2 separate regions of the Homo sapiens genome follow, and region 1 is linked to region 2. The links are chromatin loops, found by intact Hi-C in ENCODE. Cell type or tissue: Caco-2. All regions are shown on one strand. Each heading gives the region's core, and the rest is flanking DNA. Links, peaks and the distances in the headings are about the cores only.

The links. Peaks named below come from ENCODE experiments on the same cell type or tissue, not always from the same donor. Only the 100,000 strongest peaks of a DNase experiment are listed, where the experiment ranks them.
Region 1: a loop joins it to region 2, with 8 times the contacts of the local background. A loop is called at or near these places in 1 of 110 quality-filtered maps.

Annotation. Positions count from the first base shown.
Region 1 is chr14:66,855,145-66,865,178 of GRCh38, reverse strand. All of the region lies in intron 4 of GPHN (gephyrin), which reads right to left. Among named protein-coding and RNA genes, the nearest start is that of GARIN2, 330 kb to the left of the region's middle. In Caco-2, for the core only: no CTCF peak of the experiment used is centred there; a DNase peak (open chromatin) is centred at 5,698.
Region 2 is chr14:66,912,434-66,922,467 of GRCh38, reverse strand. GPHN (gephyrin) reads right to left here. Exons shown (of 23, transcript NM_020806.5): 6 at 6,399-6,465. Among named protein-coding and RNA genes, the nearest start is that of GARIN2, 270 kb to the left of the region's middle. In Caco-2, for the core only: no CTCF peak of the experiment used is centred there; a DNase peak (open chromatin) is centred at 3,737.

The DNA of each region.
Region 1 (10,034 bases), core at 2,618-7,617, 58 kb after region 2:
ACCAGGTTTTACTCATTTTTTTCTAACTACTTTTTATACTTAGTCCCCTTACTTCCCCACTACCATCCTCAGCTGGTAATCATCCTTCTACTATATATCTCCATGCGTTCAGTTGTTTTCATTTTTAGCTCACACAAATGAGTGAGAACATGTGAAGTTTGTCTTTCTGTGCCTGGCTTCACAAACATAATGACCTCCAGTTTCATCCATGTTGTTGGAAATAACAGGTTCTTATTCTTTATATGGCCAAATAGAATTCCATTGTGTAGATGTACATTTTCTTTATCCATTCATCTGCTGATGGACACTTAGGTTGATTCCACACCTTGGCTATTGTGAACAGTGCTGCCAGAAACATGGGAGTGCAGATATTCCTTGGAAATACTGAGTTCCACTTTTTTTTTTTGAGACAGAGTCTCGCTCTGTTGCCCAGACTTGAGTGCAGTGGCACAGTCTCGGCTCACTGCAATCTCCACCCGCTGGGTTTCAGTGATTCTCCTGTCTCAGCCTCCCGAGTAACTGGGATTCCAAGCATGTGCCACCATGCCCGGTTAATTTTTATATTTTTAGTAGAAACAGGGTTTTACCATGTTGGCCAGAATGGTCTTGAACTCCTGACCTCAGGTGATCTGCCTGTCTTGGCCTCCCAAAGTGCTGGGATTACAGGCATGAGCCACCGCACCTGGCCTTGATTTCCATTCTTTTGGGTACATAACCAGCAGTGGGAATGCTGGATCATATGGTAGCTCCATTTTTAGTTTTCCAAGAAACCTCCAAACTGTTCTCCATGGTGGTTGTACTAACTTAACATTCCTACCAATGGTGTACAAGGGTTCCCTTTTCTCTAGTCCTCACCAGTATTTGTTATGCCCTGTCTTTCGGATAAAAGCCATTTAATTGGGGTGAAATGATATCTCATTGTGGTTTTGATTTGTAGTTCTCTGATAATCAATGATGCTGAGTATCTTTTCATAGTCCTGTTTGCCATTTGTACATCTTCTTTTGAGAAATGTCTATTCAGATCTTTTGCCCATTTTTAATTGGATTATTAGATCTTTTTCCTATAGAGTTGTTTGAGCTTCTTACATATTCTGGTTATTAATCCCTCGTCAGGTGGGTAGTTTGCAAATATTTTCTCCTATTCTGTGGGTTCTCTCTTCATTTTGTTGATTGTTCCTTTGCTCTGCAGAAGCTTTTAAATTTGTAATCCCATTTGTCCATTTTTGCTTTGGTTGCTTGTGCTTATGAGATATTACTCAAGAAATTTTTGCACAGACCAATATCCAGGAGAGTTTCCTCAATGTTTTCATGTAATGGTTTCACAGTTTTGAGGTCTTAGATTTAAGTTTTTAATCTACTGTGATTTGATTTTTGTATGGCAAGAGATAGGGGTCTAGTTTCATTCTTCTGCATATAAATATTCAGTTTTCCCAGCACCATTTGTTGAAGAGACTGTCTTTTCCTGAGTGCATGTTCTTGACATCTTTGTCAAAAATGAGTTCACTGTAGGTGTATAAATTTATTTTTAGATTCTCTATTCTGTTCCATTGGTCTATGTGTCTGTTTTTATGCCAGTACCATGCTGTATTAGCTACTATAGCTCTATAATATACTTTGAAGTCAGGTAATATGATTCCTCCAGTTTTGTTCTTTTTGCTTAGGATAGCTTTGGTTATTCTGGGTCTTTTGCGGTTCCTGATAAATTTTATGATTTTTTTTCTCTTTCTGTGAAGAATGTCATTGGTGTTTTGATAGGGATTGCATTGAATCTGTAGATTGCTTTGGGTAGTATGAACATTTTAACAATATTAATTTTTCCAACCCATGAACATGGAATAACTTTCCAGTTTTTGGTGTCCTCTGCAATTTCTTTCATCAGTTTTACAGTTTTCATTATAGAGATCTTTTACTTCTTTAAGTTAATTCCTAGGTATTTAATTTTCTCTGTGGCTATTGTAAATGGGACTTTTTTTTTTTTCTTTTTCAGATTGTTCACTGTTGGCATATAGAAATGCTACTGATTTTTGTATGTTGATTTTGTAACCTGCCACTTTACTGAATTTGCTTCTCAGTTCTAATAGTTGTTTGGTGGAGTCTTTAGTTTTTTTCTAGATATAATATCATATCATCTGAAAACAAGAATAATTTGACTTCTTCCTTTCCAATGTGGATGCCCTTTATATCTTTCTCTTCTCTGACTGCTGTAGCTGGGACTTCCAGTAGTACGCTGAATAATAGTGCTGACAGTAGGCATCTTTGTCATGTTGCAGATCTTAGAGGAAATGCTTTCAGTTTTTCCCATTTCACTATGATACCAGATGTGGGTCTGCTGCATATAGCTCTTATTATGTTGAAGGATGTTCCTTCTACACCCAGTTTTTTTGAGGATTTTTATCATGCAGCAAGTTTGAATTTTAGCAAATGATTTTTCAGCATCAAGTAAAATGATCATATAGTTTTTGTCCTTCATTCTGTTGATAGGATGTATGATGTAGGTTGAACCATCCTTGTACGCTTGCCAAGAATCCCTTTTGGTTATGAGAATGATCTTAATGTACTGTTGAATTTGGGTTGCTAGTATTTTGTTGAGGATTTTTGTATCAATATTCATCAGAGATATTGGCCTGTAATTTTCTTTTCTTTTCTTTCTTACATGTCTTGGCCTGATTTTGGTATCAGGGTAACACTGGTCTCATAGAATGAGTTTGGAAGTATTCCCTCCTCCTTGTATTTCGGAATACTTTGAGTAAGATTGGTATTAGTTCTTCCTTAAATGTTCTGTAGAATTCAGCAGGGAATTGGATCTCAGGCTTTTCTTCACTGGGATACTTTTTTTTACAGCTTCAATCTTGATATTTGTTATTGCTCTGTTCAGGTTTTGGATTTCTTTGTGGTTAAGCCTTGATAGGTTGTATCTGTCTAGAAACTTGTCCATTTCTTCTGGGTTTTCTAACTTTTTGGTATATAGTTGCTCATAGTAGCCACTAATGATTATTTGACTTTATGCAGTATCAATTGTAATGACTCCTTTTCCATTTTTGATTTTGTTTATTTGTATCTTCTCTCCTTTTTTCTTAGTTATTCTGGTTAAAGGTTTGTCAATCTTGCTTAACTTTCCAAAAAACAAGCTTTCCAGTTTGTTGATCTTTTTGTATTTCCTTCATTTCAAATTCATTTATCTCTGTTCTGATCGTTATTCTTTCTTTTCCTCTACTACTTTTGGGTTTTGTTTGCTCTTGCTTTTCTAGTTCTCTGAGATGCATCATTAGGTTATTTATTTGAATTTTTTCCTTTTTTTGATGTAGGCACTTATAGCTATAAAATTCCCTCAGTACTGCTTTTGCTGTGTCCCATATGTTTTGGTATGTTTGGCATATTTGGTCATTTGTTTCAAGAAAATTTTCAGTTTCCTTAATTCCTTCATTGACCCATTGATCATTCAGGAGCATCTTGTTTAATTTCCACGTGTTTGTATAGTTTCCAACATTCCTCGTTATTGATTTCCAGTTGTATTCCATTGTGGTCAGAAAAGATGCTTGCTATCATTTCAATTTTTTTGAATGTTTTGAGGCTTGTTTTGTGACCCAACATATGGTCTATCCTTTAGAATTATCTCTGTTCTGAGGAGAATAATGTGTATTCTGCCACCATTGGATAAAATATTCTGTAAACATCTATTAGGTCCATTTGTTCTATAGTGCTGATTAAGTCTGATGTTTCCTTGTTGATTTTCTGTCTGCATGATCTGCCTAATGCTGAAAGTAGGGTGTTGAAGTCTCCAGTTATTATTGTATTGGAATCTATCTCTCTCTTTAGCTCTAATAATATTTTCTTTATATATCTGTATGCTCCAGCATTGGGTTCATTGCTGAATTCACCCTTTTATCATTATATAATGACTTTGTCTCTTCTTACAGTTTTTGTTTAGAAAACTATTTTGCCTTAGCTACTCCTGCTCTTTTTTGGTTTCCACTGGCATGGAATATCTTTTTCCATCTTTTTATTTTCAGTTTATATTTGTCTTTACAGGTGAACTGTGTTTCTCACAGGTAACAGAACATTGAGTCTTGTTTTTTCATTCATTCAGCCACTCTGTCTTTTGATTTGAGAGTTTGGTCCATTTATAATTCAATGTTATTATTAAGTAAAGGGCTTACACCTGCCATTTTGTTACTTGTTTTCTGGTTGTTTTGTGGTCTTCTCTTCCTTCTTTTCTTCCTTCCCGTATTCCTTTTTGTGGAAGTGATTTTCTCTGGTGGTATGTTTTAATTTCTTGCTTTATATATTTTTTTGTAGCTATTGTAGGTTTTTTTGATTGGAAGTTACCATGAGGCTTGCAAATACTATAACACATTATTTTAAACTGATGACAACATTGATTGCATATAGAAACAAATAAGCAAAAAGAAAACTCATAAAAATGCTACACTTTAATTGTGTCCCCGCTTTTTAACTTTTTGTTGTGTCTCTTTATGTCTTATTACGTCTTGAAAAGTTGTTGCGGTTATTATCGTTGATTCGTTTATTATTTAGTCTTTCTGCTTGAGATAAGAGTAGTTTACACACCACAATCACAGTCTTAAAATATTCTGTTTTTCTGGGTGCTTACTACTACCAGTGAGTTTTGCACTGTCAGATGATATTTTTTATTGCTCATTAGCATCCTTTTCTTTAAGACTGAAGAACTCCCTTTAGTATTTCTTGTAGGATAGGTTTGGTGTTGATGAAATCTTGGTGTTGATGAAATCTCTTAGCTTTTGTTTGTCTGAGAGTCTTTATTCTCCTTCATGCCTGAAGGATATTTTCACCAGATATACTGTTCTAGAGCAAAACTTTTTTCCTTCAGCACTTTAAATATGTCATGCCACTTTCTTTTGTCCTGTAAGTTTTCCACTGAAACCTCTGCTGCCAGATGTAGTAGAGCTCCGTTGTATGTCATTTGTTTCTTTTCTCTTGGTGCTTTTAGGATTCTTTCTTTATCCTTGAATTTTGGGAGTTTAATTATTCACATGCCTTGAGGTAGTCTTTGAGTTAAATCTGCTTAGTGTTATCTATAACCTTCTTGCACAATGTTGATATTTTTCTCGAGGTTTGGAAGTTCTCTCATATTATCCCTTTGAATAAAGTTTCTACTCCTATCTCTTTCTTTACCTCCTCTTTAAGGCCAATAACTCTTAGATTTACCCTTTTGAGCCTATTTTCTACATTTTGTAGGCATACCTCATCCTTTTTTATTTTCTTGTCTCCTCTAACTGTGTATTTTCAATTAGTCTTTCTTCAAGCTCACTAATTCTTTCTTCTGATTGATCGATTCTGCTATTAAGAGACTGATGCATTCTTGGGTGTGTCAATTGCATTTTCCATGTCTAGAATTTCTGTTTGTTTCTTTTAAATTATTATTTCAATCTCTTTGCTAAGTTTATCTGACAGAATTCTGAATTCCTTCTCTGTGTTATCTTGAATTTGAGTTTCCTCAAAATATCTATTTTGAATTCTCTATCTAAAAGATCACATATCTCTGTTTCTTCAAGCTTATTCCCTAGTGCCTTATTTAGTTTGTAGTGTGAGGTGATGTTTTCCTGGGTGATCGTGATACTTGTAGATGTTTGTCAGTGTTTCTGGCATTGAAGAGTTAGGTATTTATTAGCTTTCGCAATCTGGGCTTGTTGGCACCTGTCTCTCTCAGAAAGGCTTTCCAGGTATTTGAAGGGACTTCGGCCCCAAGCCCAGTAATGCTATAGTTCTTGCAGACTTGCAGAGATACCACTTTGGTGGTCTTGGTTAAAGTCCAGAAAAATTATCTGTATTACCACACAGAGACTCTTGTTCTCTTCTCTTATTTTCTCCCAAACAAATGGAGTCTCTCTCTGTGCTGTGCTTCCGGAGCTGGGGATGGTGGGTTGATACAAACACCAGTGGCCATCACCAGTAGTATGGGTCAGCTGGGTCAGACCTGAAGCCAGCACAGCACTGGGTCTTACCCAAGGCCTACTGTAACCACTATCTGGCTGCTGTCTATGTTCAATCAAGGCACTAAGGCTGTACGATTAACAGATGTGAAGTCAGACAGGCTTGTGTCCTTCCCTTTAAGGTGTTGAGTTATCCCAGCCCAGGGTAGGTCCAGAGATGCTGTCTGGGAGCGAGGGACTGGAATTAAAAAAAACCTTAGACATTTACCTGGTGTTCTATTTTACTGAAGCTGAGTTGGCACTCAAATCATGAGACACAGTCCTTCCCACTCTTCCCTCTATTTTCCACAGGCAGAGGAGCCTCACCTTATGGCCACCACCACAACAGACCCAAGGGGAGTACTGTCAGGCTAACACTGATGTTTCCTTTAGGCCCAAGGGCTCTGCAGTCAGTTTGTGGTGAATGCTGCCAGGCATGGGACTCACTCTTCAGGGCAGTGGACTCCCCTGTGGCCCAGGGCAGGTTCAGAAATGCTGTCCAAGCTCCAAGGCCTGAAATCAGGTCCCCAAGAGCCCACTTGGTGCTCTACTCCCCTAAGGTGCAAGACAAAATCCCCTTTACTTTTTCTCTGCTTTTCTCAAGCAGAAAGAGTCTCTCACGATAGCTATCAAAGCTAGGAATGTGCTGGGTCTCACCTGAAGCCAGCATGTCTCAGAGGCTCACCTAAGGCACATGGCATACTATATGGGTATCACTGCTGGACCTTGGAGGATCCAAGGTCTCTTTAGTCAAAAGTTGATGCATCTTGCCAGGACTGAGTCCTTCCCTTCAAGGCAACAGGTTCCCTTCTGGCCCAGGGTGTGTTTAGAAATGTTGTCCGGGAGCTAAGGCCTGGAAAGGGGGCCTCATGACTCTGCCTGGTGTCCTATCCTACTGTGGCTGAGCTGGTTTCCAAATGCAAGACAAAGTCCCCTTTACTGTTCCCTCTCCTCAAGCAGAAGCATGGGGTCTCTTTTGGAGCTGTGAGCTATGTGGCCTGAGGCATGGGGAAGGGATGGTGCAAGCACTCCTTTAGCTGTCCTGGCTGGTGTCTTAGTAGGTCATGTGCCCCCACGTCCCACTGTATCTGAGCCCAGGTCAGCACTAGGACTTGCCCAAGAATTGTAGTTCTTGGAGCGCAGACTGCCTTTCAAATTTATTTTGGGCTGCAAAGGACTTTAGCCTGTGGTGGCAAGGCTTGCCAAAACTCACTTTCCAATCGCAGGGATTAGTGGTTCCCCTCTGTGTAGGGCTGGTCCAAATGGTCCCTCTATGGGCAGTATTCAGTTGAGTTAAGCCTGGTGTTGCTTTCTGCTGTGACAGGGCAGCACTGTGTCCAATGCTACGTCTCACAATCACTGTGCTGTTCCTCTCCCAAATGCACAGATTCTCTCTCCATGCCATGCAGCCAGTTGCTGCTGGGGTATGACTGGGGAGGGGTGGTGTTGGTAATTCAAGACTGTGTTTCCTATCCCTTTCAGTGTCTCCTTCAGCAACATGAAGTTAAAACCAGGTACTATAACTGCTCATCTGTTTTTTGGTTTTGATAAAGATGCTTTTCTTCTGTGGAGAGTTGTTAAGTTTGGTGTTCCTGTTTGGGGTATGACTGGTGGAGCCTTTTATTTGGCCAACTTGCTTTACTCCCTCTTTATCTCTATTCTTGAAAGATATTTTGCTTAATAAACAATTCTCGTTATTTCCTTCAATGCTTTACATGTTCTATTGTCTGTTTTATTCCAATGTTGTCGAAAAGCCTGCTGTCATTTCTACGTAAGTGATCTGCTGTTTCTCCCTGGTTACTTTCAATAGTTCCCTTACTTTAGTGCTGACATTTCATTCCCATGTGTTCAGAAACATATTTCTTTTATTTATCCTTCTTGAGATACACTATACCGTTAGGATTTCTGGATTTGTGTTTTTTCATTAGTTCTGTAAACTTTATAGTCATTATCTCTTTGATCATTGCCTTTATTCTTTCTATTTTTTCCTTTTGGGGCTCTGATATAATGTACTTTGGACCTTCTCATTTCATTCTTCATATCTTTTCTCATATTTCCATCATATAATCTCTCTATGTAATTATATCATTACATTCAAATTTTTGACACATATTACTGACTGCCCAAACTGTCTGTGCTGGTTAGACTTTCTAGAACAAATAATGGTGACTGTAACTATCTTTTTCTTTTTTCTGTCTTTAGTAAGAATTTATCCAGTGTTTCAGCTTTATTGTATTTGTTGGTTTTTGTGATAAACACATTTTACCATGTTTAAAATTTTTCTTTCATTCTAGTTTACTATGTATCCTTAGAAGGAAAAAAATACACTGAATTTTATGTCTTTTTGGCATACATCAAGATGACCATATAATCTTTTGTGATTTACCTAATAATGATAAAAATGAAATTAAAGGATGTCTAAAATTTACCGTTCTTGAATTCTTAAAATCAGTTTCGCTTAGGAAGAGGTGTACATTTAGAAAAAACTTGATGCTGTATCAAGTTTTTGCATATTATTTCAATATTTCTACATATATTTTCACATATGATTAGGTCTATAGTCTCCTTGTTATTTTTATTCCACTTTGGTATGAAGGTTTTGTTATCTTTATAGATTGAGTTCAGATGTTTTCTTCATCCTGTGTTTAGATACAATTTAAATAATGAGGAAATAAGACAGGAATTATCTGTTCTTTAAAGTTTTAATTGAACTCATAAACGCTACTCTTCTATTTACTATCTCACTCTTCCTTCTCTCTGTTGTAGAATTCTGCAATAGCTACTTTATCAACTGACAGATATGGGGAATCAAGGTGTTTCTCTATTGAATCACTTTTCACTTTAATTTGGAGACAAATAATAATTTCAGGATGCAACACTAGCATATGAATTTTCTACAAATTCTAAAGTTTATTTTTACCTGGAAATATAAATTGTTTGAATTAGCACAGAGTTGAGATCACCTCCAATATACATGAATAGCACAAAATCAAACCCATGTTCCCACATCTTAACTTCCATATGGCAAGTTATTTTTTTAAACCAAAGTTACTCATCAGCAAAGAACAGTTAGTTGCCTTACATTTGAACTGTTATAAGGCCTCGCATATTTTACTGAATTCACTTTTTTTAAATCAAAAAGTACTGTTTGATGAAGGCCCACAAGCCTAAAAGATCTCTTCATCAATACTAGTGTTGTTTGGATATAAAAGATACCTGTCAGAAATAATTAATAAAAAGCAATATTGTATGTGGTTATATTGTGAATGTTAGGATATCTTTACAGGATAAAAGAAAATGGTAAGTGTCCTAATGTTAGGCAAATGGCTACTTCAGGCTTGGAATAACATTTCCAGTAATATCTTTAAATAGAAAAATTTTAAATTCCATGTATTCATAATTAAGCAGTAAGAATGAACTCGTACCTCACACCACATACAAAAATGAACTCAAAATAGATCTATAGTATAAAGAACTATAGTTCTTTATCTATAGTATAAGAACTAAAACCATAAAACTCTTAAACAGTTTAATTTCTTAAGATGTGAAACACAGAATTGCCATATGATCCCACATTTCCATTCCTAAGTGCATAACCAATGGAAATGAAAGCAAGAACTTGAACATATACTTGTTTGCCAATGTTCACAACAGCACTATCCCCATAGCCAAAAGATGAAAACAACCCAGGTGTTCATCAAAAGATGAACGGATAAATGAATTGTGGTATTACATATAATAGAATATTATTCAGGCATAAAAAGCAATAAAGTTCTGATATATACTACAACATGCATGAACTGAGAAGACATTAGGCTAAATGAAAAAAGCCATGCACAAAAGGAGAATTATTGTGTGGCTGCACTTACATGAAATATTTACAATAGGAAAATTTATAAAGATAGAAAGTAGATTAAAGGTTACCAGGGATTATGGGAAGGAAGAAATGGGGAGTTATTGCTTAAAGGTTACAGAGTTTCTGGGGTGATGAAAAAGTTTTAAAAACAGGTAGTAGTGATAATTGTACAACATTGTGAATATAATTAATACCAATGAACTGTACACTTAAAAATGGCTAAATTAGGG
Region 2 (10,034 bases), core at 1,832-6,831:
GGAACTACAGTGCTACAATGTTGGTCATATGAAACATTAAAAATGACCACTCTTTTAATTGAAATTAACTTTTAAATGTTTATAGGAGTATGTGCTGTGAAATGATCTAAAATTTGTAATATTTTTGTCATGAACTGTACTACTCCTAATTATTGTGATGTAATAAAAATAGTTACAGTGACAAAAAAAAAAAAAACATACACTCTGCTGACTATTCCTTTTGCTATGCAAAAGCTCCTTAGTTTAAATTAGGTCCCAGCTATTTATCTTTGTTTTTATTGCAATTGCTTTCGGGTTTTTGGTCATGAAATCCTTGTCTAAGCCAATGTCTAGAAGGGTTTTTCCAATGTTATCTTCTATAATTTTTATAGTTTTAGGTCTTAGGTTTAAGTCCTTAATTCATCTTGAGTTGATTTTTGTATAAGGTGAGAGTTGAGGATAAAGTTTCATTCTCCTACATAGGGCTAGCCAATTATCCCAGCGCCCTTTGTTGAAAAGGGTGTCCTTTTCCTACTTTATGTTTTTGTTTGCTTTGTCGAAGATCAGTTGGCTCTAAGTTTTTGATTTTATTTCTAGGTTCTCTATTCTGTTCCATTGATCTATGTGCCTATTTTTATACCAGTACCATGCTGTTTTGGTGACTATGGCCTTATAGTGTAGTTTGAAATCACGTAATGTGATGCCTCCAGATTTGTTCTTTTTGCTTAGTCTTGCTTTGGCTATGCGGGCTCTTTTTTGGTGCCATATGAATTTCAGAATTGTTTTTCTTAACTCTGTGAAGAATGATGGTGGTATTTTGATGGGAATGGCATAGAATTTGAAAATTGCATTTGGCAGTATGGTCATTTTCACATTATTGATTCTACTAATCCGTGAGCATGGGATATGTTTACATTTGTTTGTGTCGTCTATGATTGCTTTCAGCAGTGTTTTGTAATCTTCACAATCTACTCATCTGACAAAGGGCTAATATCCAGAATCTACAACGAACTCAAACAAATCAGTAAGAAAAAAAAAAAAAAACAATCCCATCAAAAAGTGGGCTAATGACATGAACAGACAATTCTCAAAATAAGATATACAAACGGCCAACAAACATATGAAAAAATGTTCAACATCACTAATGATCAGGGAAATGCAAATCAAAACTGCAATACAATACCACCTTACTCCTGCAAGAATGGCCATAATCAAATAATCAAAAAACAGTAGATGTTGGCATGGATGCGGTAAACAGGGAACACTTCTACACTGCTGGTGGGAATGTAAACTAGTGAAACCACTAAGGAAAACTGTGGAGATTCCTTAAAGAACTAAAAGTAGAACTACCATTTGATCCAGCAATCCCACTACTGGGTATCTACCCAGAGGAAAAGAAGTCATTATTCAAAAAAGACACTTGCACACACATGTTTATAGCAGCATAATTCATAATTGCAAAATCGTGGAACCAACCCAAATGCCCATCAATCAATGAGTGGATAAAGAAACTATTTTATATATATATGATGGTATATTACTCAGCCATAAAAAGTAATGAATTAACACCACTTGCAATGACCTGGATGAGATTACAGACTATTATTCTAAGTGAAGTAACTCAGAAATGGAAAACCAAACATCGTATGTTTTCACTGATATGTGGGAGCTAAGCTATGAGGACGCAAAGGCATAGGAATGACACAATGAACTTTGGGGACTTATGGGAATTTATGGGAAAGAGTGTGGGGGGTGAGGGGTAAGACAACAAATATGGTGCAGTGTATACCTCTCGGTGAAGGGTGCACCAGGATCTCACAAATCACCACTAAAGAACTTACTCATGTAAGCAAATACCACCTGTACCCCAATAACTTATGGAAAAATAAAAAAAAATAAGACTGAGGACAGGCATGGATGGTCAGAATCAGATTCATTCTCTAAAAAAAAAAAAAGCATGCACTGCATTTTAAAAAAAGTAAAATTTCTATATACAACTTGGTAGTTGAAAGATGCATTATGAGAAAGACAGGAAAGATAGGAAAGAAGCCCAAGAGTTTGAGGCTGCAGTGAGCTATGATTGTGTAACTGCATTCCAGCCAGGGTGACACAGTGAGACTCTGTCTCTAAAAATAAATAAATAAATACATTCTAAAAACTTGTATACTACCCTCTTTTCCATCCCCTCCTCCCCAAGAGAAAACTTACATACTCACATACACACATTTAATTCTTGCGTTATTTCTACAACTCTTAAATGATTTATGCAAAAATCCTGAAGAAACTAGGAGCCCTTCATCCCTTGTTCCCAACCTCCTGAGTCAAGACCATTTCTTGATGTGATTCATGCCAAACACTTAAGACACTGCTGTATCTTGGATGGGTCAAATCTAGTTAACCATTTTTTTTTGTTTGTTTGTTTTGAGACGGAGTCTCATTCTGTCGCCCAGGCTGGAGTGCAATGGCGCCATCTTGTCTCACTGCAACCTCCGCCTCCTGGGTTCAAGCAATTCTCTGCCTCAGCGTCCTGAGTAGCTGGGATTACAGGTGCCTGCCACCACGCCTGGCTAGTTTTTTTTTATTTTTAGTAGAGATGGGGTTTCACCATGTTGGCCAGGCTGGTCTTGAACTCCTGACCTTGTGATCGGCCCACCTCGGCCTCCCAAAGTGCTGGGATTACAGACCTGAGCCCCAACGCCTGGCCAAATCTACTTAATCTTTAATCCAAAAGTAGAGAGAAGCAACTGGGGGCCTTCCATGCAGAAAGTGGGCTCAGGAGGCTAAGTAAAAGAATATGAATATTTATATCCAAGGCACTCAGGAACTTTTACACAGATGCAAGAAACTTATGTCAAAGTGGCCACAAGATTGTTTAATAGGAGACAGACAAATGAAACTCTGTGTTTACTGCTAGACACCAAACCTTTGTGTGAAATCTTGAATTTATGGGGAGGGAGAGTAGCCTGTACCTGTCTGTTATTTTCCTAATCCCAACCCCTCATTCTTGAACTGCAGGAGATTGAGCCCGTTTGGGCTTCGGTGACCCCACCACTGGGGTATGTTTATTTGATGGTTGATTTTGCTGTATTCTCTACTTCTTTTCCCATCTTCTAATCATTTTTTTAACACACATGCTGACTCTTTTCCTATCCCTTCTCCTTTTCTTGGGAAAATACAATGAATAAAGATTTATTGGTACTGAAGTTGTTTAAAAAAAGGCAGGAAAGAGGTTTCATATTTTTAGTTAGAGCAGGGCAGTAGAACTAACAACCGAGGTGAGAACCAGATTATTTTGTCCAGAGAGCTAAAGTTCTAACTACCATCATAAAGTATAGCTAGGTAACATTGTACAGCAAGCAAAATATAAAATAAGCTTGCAAAGAGCACTGCATAAAGTTAATATAATCTGCTGCTGAGGTGCTCACTATTATCTATAACGTATTACCAAAAGAGAATAGGTAAGAACCTAAAAATCAGAATATAAGGCCAGCTATAGCTGCAGAAGAGGTGGAGGTCTTTCTCTTTCACATTTGAAGTAATAGCTTAAAATCTAAGATGTAAAAAAAAAAATCTTAAAAATTTTTGGAGGGTTACATAATATCGGGAAAGATGTTTAATCTTTCGACCTATCTTTGTATGGCTCAATCAGTTTACTCTTTAAAGATTGTGTGGTAAAGAATTTAACCTTGACCGAGGAGAGGTCTGGTCTTTACACTCAGCTTCTGGGAGTGATCTCTAGGTCCTTGGAATTTCACGCCTAATAGGAATGTCTTTGTTGTCCATGGACTTTGGGCACCAGAGACAGTCTAACAATGTTAGACTGCAGTTCAGGAATGAGGGAAAGGGATCAGGAAAAGAACAGACAGGTATAGGCTACCCTCCCTCTCTCCCCATTAATTCAAGATTTCACACAAAGCTTTCGTGTCTAGCAGTAAACATGGACTTTCATTCATCTGTCTATTAAATAATCTTGTGGCCACTTTGACATAAGTTTTTTTGCACCTGCATAAAAGTTCCTAAGTGACTTGGATATATACTCATACTCCCTTTCTTGGCCTTCTGACCCCACTTTCTACATAGAAGGCCCCCAATTGCTTCTCTCTACTTTAGGATTAAAGATTACAGGTCAGCCACACTGGCAGTAAGTGTTTGAGTCCCAATAAAAGCTCTGGATACCAAAGGCTCAGGTGAGCATCCCCAGCTGGCATTACTCCATGTGTGGTATCACAGATTGACGCCAGAAGGGTGACATGTCCATGTCTCCAAAGAGAGAGGACAACAGAAGTTCCTCATTTGTTACTTCTGTTAGACTCTGCCCTATGCACTTTCTCCCTTGGCTGACTTTAATCCGTATTCTTTCCTTGCAATGAACAATAATCATGAGTATAACAGCTTTCTGTGAGTTCCATGAATGCTAGTAAATTATTAAACCTGAAGGTCATTTTAGGATCTCCTGAATTTGCAATTAGGGTCAGAAATGAGCAATTTTGTGGAGTACTCCACATTTGTAGGTGGCTATTTTTTGCAGTTGGCTAAAACTCCTTACAGTTGGTGTCAAAAATAAGATTTTCTAGAAAGACCCTGACTCACTGAAATACATGGCTTAGGAAGTGAAGAGAGGGTGTGGGATGATGAACCTTTGATCCCTGAGTGAAGACAGTGTCAACCACAGCATGGAATTGCTTCTTTACTGTGATTAGTTAATGGAGATAATTCCCAAAAAGTTATCTCACTGGATGCATAAGGAGATGCAAAATATAAAGAAAGAAGTTAAACACACAATCTCTTGGTTATTGTTATCTATGCTAGCTAAAATGAAGGTAAGGGATACAATCCTACTCTAAATGAATAGGAATAGACTGTGCAGGAGGAACTTGCTAAACTAGTATTACCAACGGCAATCTGAATCAGCACAGTGGCCAAACCTTACAACTCTTTAAAAGGTGAAAAAGTTTGGGTATAAATAGAGAGAAGGAAGAATGGTAGCTGAGGGTAAAGGAATGAATGGATAGGTTATGCAGTAAGGGAAATAATACTGCATTGGTATCTCCAAAGAGGTTCAGAACAAGAGATGACATTGTTTCTTAGCTCAACTGTAACAGATGCTTGAAAGAGTGAAGTCATATGTTGCTGAGACCACTCTTATTTTTGGAATCCAACAAGCCTGCAAACCTGAGTAGCATCATTCTGGGAGACATTCTGGTCTGTTAATGTCTGAGAAGGACTCTAAGAACGTGCCAGTATCTTTTGACTTTTATTTTTTAGGTTATGGCTAAGTGTATTGGGAAATTCAGTTAAAGCCTCCTCAGGATATAATGTTAATAGAAAATGACTGGCCTGAGGAAGAAATGCACTTAGGTAACCATCAGCTAATTTCTATGATATATAGTTCTGTACAAACATATCAATAGTGGTAGATTAAAGGTGAGAAATTAGTAACTTAATACAAAATTATGAAAATGTATGTAATGGCTTTAGTGGATGGATTAGCTATTTCTCTAAATATATCCACACCCTACACTGCCTTGGCCAAATCTTAGGCATATTCACACTGATACTACTGCTGTGTCTGTCACATAAATACCATAGTAAATATAGATGCCCAGACAAACATGACTGTGTTGCTATACAATAAAAAAAGCCTTGGCCAAAGGCCAGGGGGTAGCTTGTACAGCAAAGAATTAACAGTACCCAAAGAGAGTCTGAGGGTAAAAGTAGTTGCCCTTAACTAGTTGGAGGAGATCTCTAGATGTTCAGAATGTCATGTGTGACAGCAGTGTCTTTGTTTACCTGATGGCTTTGGCCACCACACAATCTAACAATATGACTTATGATGGGGACTTTTGGCCACATGGTGTCAGTTCTGGAACATACTGGAGACTAATGCTATCAATCCAATCTCTGGGAAGCGCTAAAGACTAAAGGTCATTCACATGGGCAAAATATAATGAACTGCAAAAAAAACAAAACAAAACAAAAAAAAAAACCAAACCAAAAAAAAAAAAAAAAACTCTGGACATCAAAAACTCAGGTGAGCTTCTCTGATTAAAAATATTACAAGTATATTATCATACACGAATGCCAGGAGAGTAAAGCATTGATGACTCTACAAGGAGAGGACAAGGGAAGCTCTCTGTGTTTGGTAGTATTCCTGGACGTTGTCTTATGCACTTCTTCTCTTGGCTGATTTTAATCTGTATCCTTTCCCCATAATAAACCATAACTGTAAGTGTAACAGTTTTTAGTGAGTTCTATGTCTTTCCATTGAATTACTGAACCCAAGAGTGACTTTGGGAATCCTGCAATTGGTATCAGATGTGAGGGCAGTCTTGTGGAGTGCTCCAACTTTTTGGCTGGCTAACTTTCACGGCTGGTCAAAAGCTCTTACACTAAACCATTAATATGTCCAGGTGATTTACCTGAGATCCTTTCTTGCTACCTGGCAGGTTAATTATGAGCGTTTTCCCTCTGATTCCACATACAGGCCTGAAAGAAAAGAGAAAGTAGATGAACACTAAATTGCTATGAATGCCCGGTTTAAATACATTAAGAACAAATAACAATCATTTTACTTTACATGTGAACAACTGTTTTAGGAATAAAAGTGTTATCTTAAGACATTCACTGCTTGCTATACAAATTAGGCATTCTGGTTGAAGTTTTTACATTATGGTTAGTATGGCAAATTGGAAAAAATGTACTGAATGTGGAATCAGAATAATTTACCTACTTTTAAGCAATCTGACCAAGTCTAATTACCTATTTTGTCTAACTTCAGCTTCTTCATATTTTATACAATTGTTTAAGAGTTTGAGATAGTGCATTAAAAATGCCTAGTGATATTTATGTTCAAAAGTCTAACACAAAAAGCACTTAAGATTTAGATTTGAGCTCTTGCTTCTCAGGAAGTCTATAAGTTTTAAAGTAAAACAAGGTTTTTCACAAGTGAATGGCAGAAGGGAAGAGGTTGGAGAGCTCATTCATTAATAGACCCACTGATAATCACAGGCATTTTAAGCTAGAAACATCTTTCAGAGATAATTGTCAATTTCCAGGCTACATTTAAACTAACTGGTTAAGAAACATAAAAAAATGGAAAAGCAGTGGAAGACTGGAGTCAAGGAGCAAAGGCCTAGATTTTCATATGAGAGCTGGAATTATGCTGTCATTGACTGGTTGTGTTACTCTGATCTGGTAACATTATCTCATTTTCATAATTTGAAAACAAAGAGATTATGCTATTTTTAAAATTTTACAGTATTTTTAAAGTAATGTAAGAACACTCTTCCCCAAATGTCTTGACTGAGTTTTTCTTTAACCACTCTTATTCTCTGAAATAACCTAAAACTGTCCTATATTTTATTACTTTTTCTTCTTGTCCTACTTACAATCTGAAAGAGAAGATTGCCATTTATTTACAACTTTCCATATATCTGAAAATGTTTACTGAATCACCTGCTGGCCTTCTTCTTACTAGAAAAACTATTCATTATTTCATTAAAAACTTTAAGGCTATTTTCTGACCTTTAATCTTAATGATATTTCTTCAAAATCTGTTTTAGTTCTGGCAGTCAGAATTGGATAAAGTACTTTAGTGACAAAATGGCACTGGGTAATTATATAGTTCTTAATATGTTCCTGTTTACTTAGGAATTTTGTTTTTCTTTCCAAACTAAAATGCTACATTTTAGCTTTTTGTCAATATGATAGCTAATTGATTATAATATCACCAGTAATATGATTGGAATGTCATCAATATTAAGTTCTCTATTTTCATGTAAGCAAATCTAGCAATTTATTGAATAAATCTAGAATTTTAACTAAGAGCACAATAATCCCTCGTAGAATATAGTATTAGCTACATCCGGAAGTTTGTAGCACCTTTCCTTCTAAAAACTAGAAATATTACCATAACAATTACTGCATATTATCCTCCCAATATTTCTATGAAGGAAAGACAAATATAGTTACCTACAAAATATGGAAAAATAATTTGGAGTACAAAGAATTTGATTAATACATAGCTCTGGGATTTTTGTAATTTTATCCAGTAAGTTCATTCCATCTTGTGTTTATTAATGTCCATTAACTTATCCTTACTGACATCACTGTAACAATTTTATCACGTTATGAAATGTGTTGGATTTTATTTTCCAAGAATGTTGTAACTCCCTCCATTAGAAGGTTAGTGGCAAGTGAAAACTTAGTTAATTCTTTTTATTCCAATTTTTGGTAATCAAATCCAGGCTTTTTATGTCTCCAATAATACTTCACTTGCTCTAGGTTGACACCTTAGTAGCAGTGCTAATATAACCAACAGTTACATCCAGACCACTATTTTTCTGTGTGTGTGTATGTATGCATATGTGATATAATTAAAGGTTTCTATACAGCCAGGAGATTACATTTGTTATTTCCCATCAATTTTTTTTTTTACTATTTTGTCAAAACATTACATCAGAGATTTATGTATTCTTTCTCATTTCCCTGATCTCTTTGAAGTGTTTAAAAATTAATTTTAAGACATACTTTTTCATCTATAGAATGTCCAGAGTCACTGCAAGAAGAAAGTACTCCTCCTCTATATAATGCTTTAGGATTAATAAAGTATTTTTACAAACATTATATCATTCAATAATTTAAAAACTATAAGCACCAAAGTTTTAGCATATTCCAATATTTATCAAATAGCTAAAGATCTGTACTAAGTATTATGGAATAAATGCAACCCAAATGCTTAAGAAGTTTATAATTGTAAAATGTAGAACATTAAAGCATATAAACAACTACAACACAAGATAGTAAGTAGTAACACAAATTGGTATAAAGTACCATAGGTTAAAAAAAAGTAGCCAGTGTGGTGGCTCATGCCTGTAATCCCAGCACTTTGGGAAGCCGAGGTGGGAGGATCACAAGGTCAGAGTTCGAGACCAGCCTGGCCAATATAGTGAAACCCTGTCTCTACTAAAAATACAAAAAATTAGCCGGGTGTGGTAGCAGGTTCCTGTAATCCTAGCTACTCAGGAGCCTGAGGCAGAAGAATCGCTTGAATCTGGGAGGCGGAGGTTGCAATGAGCAGAGATTGTGCCATTGCACTCCAGCCTGGGTGACAGTAGTAAGACTTCGTCTCAAAAAAACAAAACAAAACAAAAATCAAAAAGAAGGGCAGTTTAGGAGGAGGGGAAAAATAATGCAAAAGCATAGAGTTAAAAAAAGCACCAAGTGCATTTTGAGTATATTGTCTCTCACCAGCAAGCATCCACTTGCTTACTTATAGAGGAGTAATATGAGGCTAAGAAGGACCAGTGGAAAGATGTTGCTGTCTGACAGATTAGTATTTTTCAATTTGTGGTCTCTGGACCAGAAACATATGCATCATACAGGAATTTGTTGGAAAGGCAAAATGTCCCATACCACCCTTATCCCCTCCTCTCTGTTGCTGATATATTGGATAAAAAACTATGAGGGTGGGGTCCAGTAATCTGTATCTTAACAAGTTCTCTAGTTGACTCTCATCCATGGAAAAGTTTGAGAACTGCTGTGATAAACTGTGCTTGAGTTTTGGTACTACTATTTACTATTAGTGTAATCCTGTCTTCATTACTAAACTTCTTTAATCCTTAGTTTCCATAACCTGAGTTGTTAAAAGGGTTAACATAATCTTTGAAATATAAGGTACAGTATAATCTAGTACATAATAGGCATTAAATAAATATTTGGTCCATCTTTCCTTAAAAAGTACATTAGAATTAAGACAGTAGAAGTCATGAATTCACTGTAAAGAGCTAGAATGTATTCTTAAGGCATTGGAGATGATACATGGATTCTGCTATTACTAATATTACCAAGCACTATTTCAGGAATAATAGTCTAAGATGAACTGAAAGGGGATGACAGAAGATATAAAGAAAAGAAAGTCTGATAACAAAAAACACTAAATACGAGTTGACTCATTCTTAGTTTATTTTCTCTCATGTATCTGATTCAGCATGTTACATAGCGCATTGTTTTTGTTTATGTATATAAAATATAAAGCATATTTTAAATAAATGTAA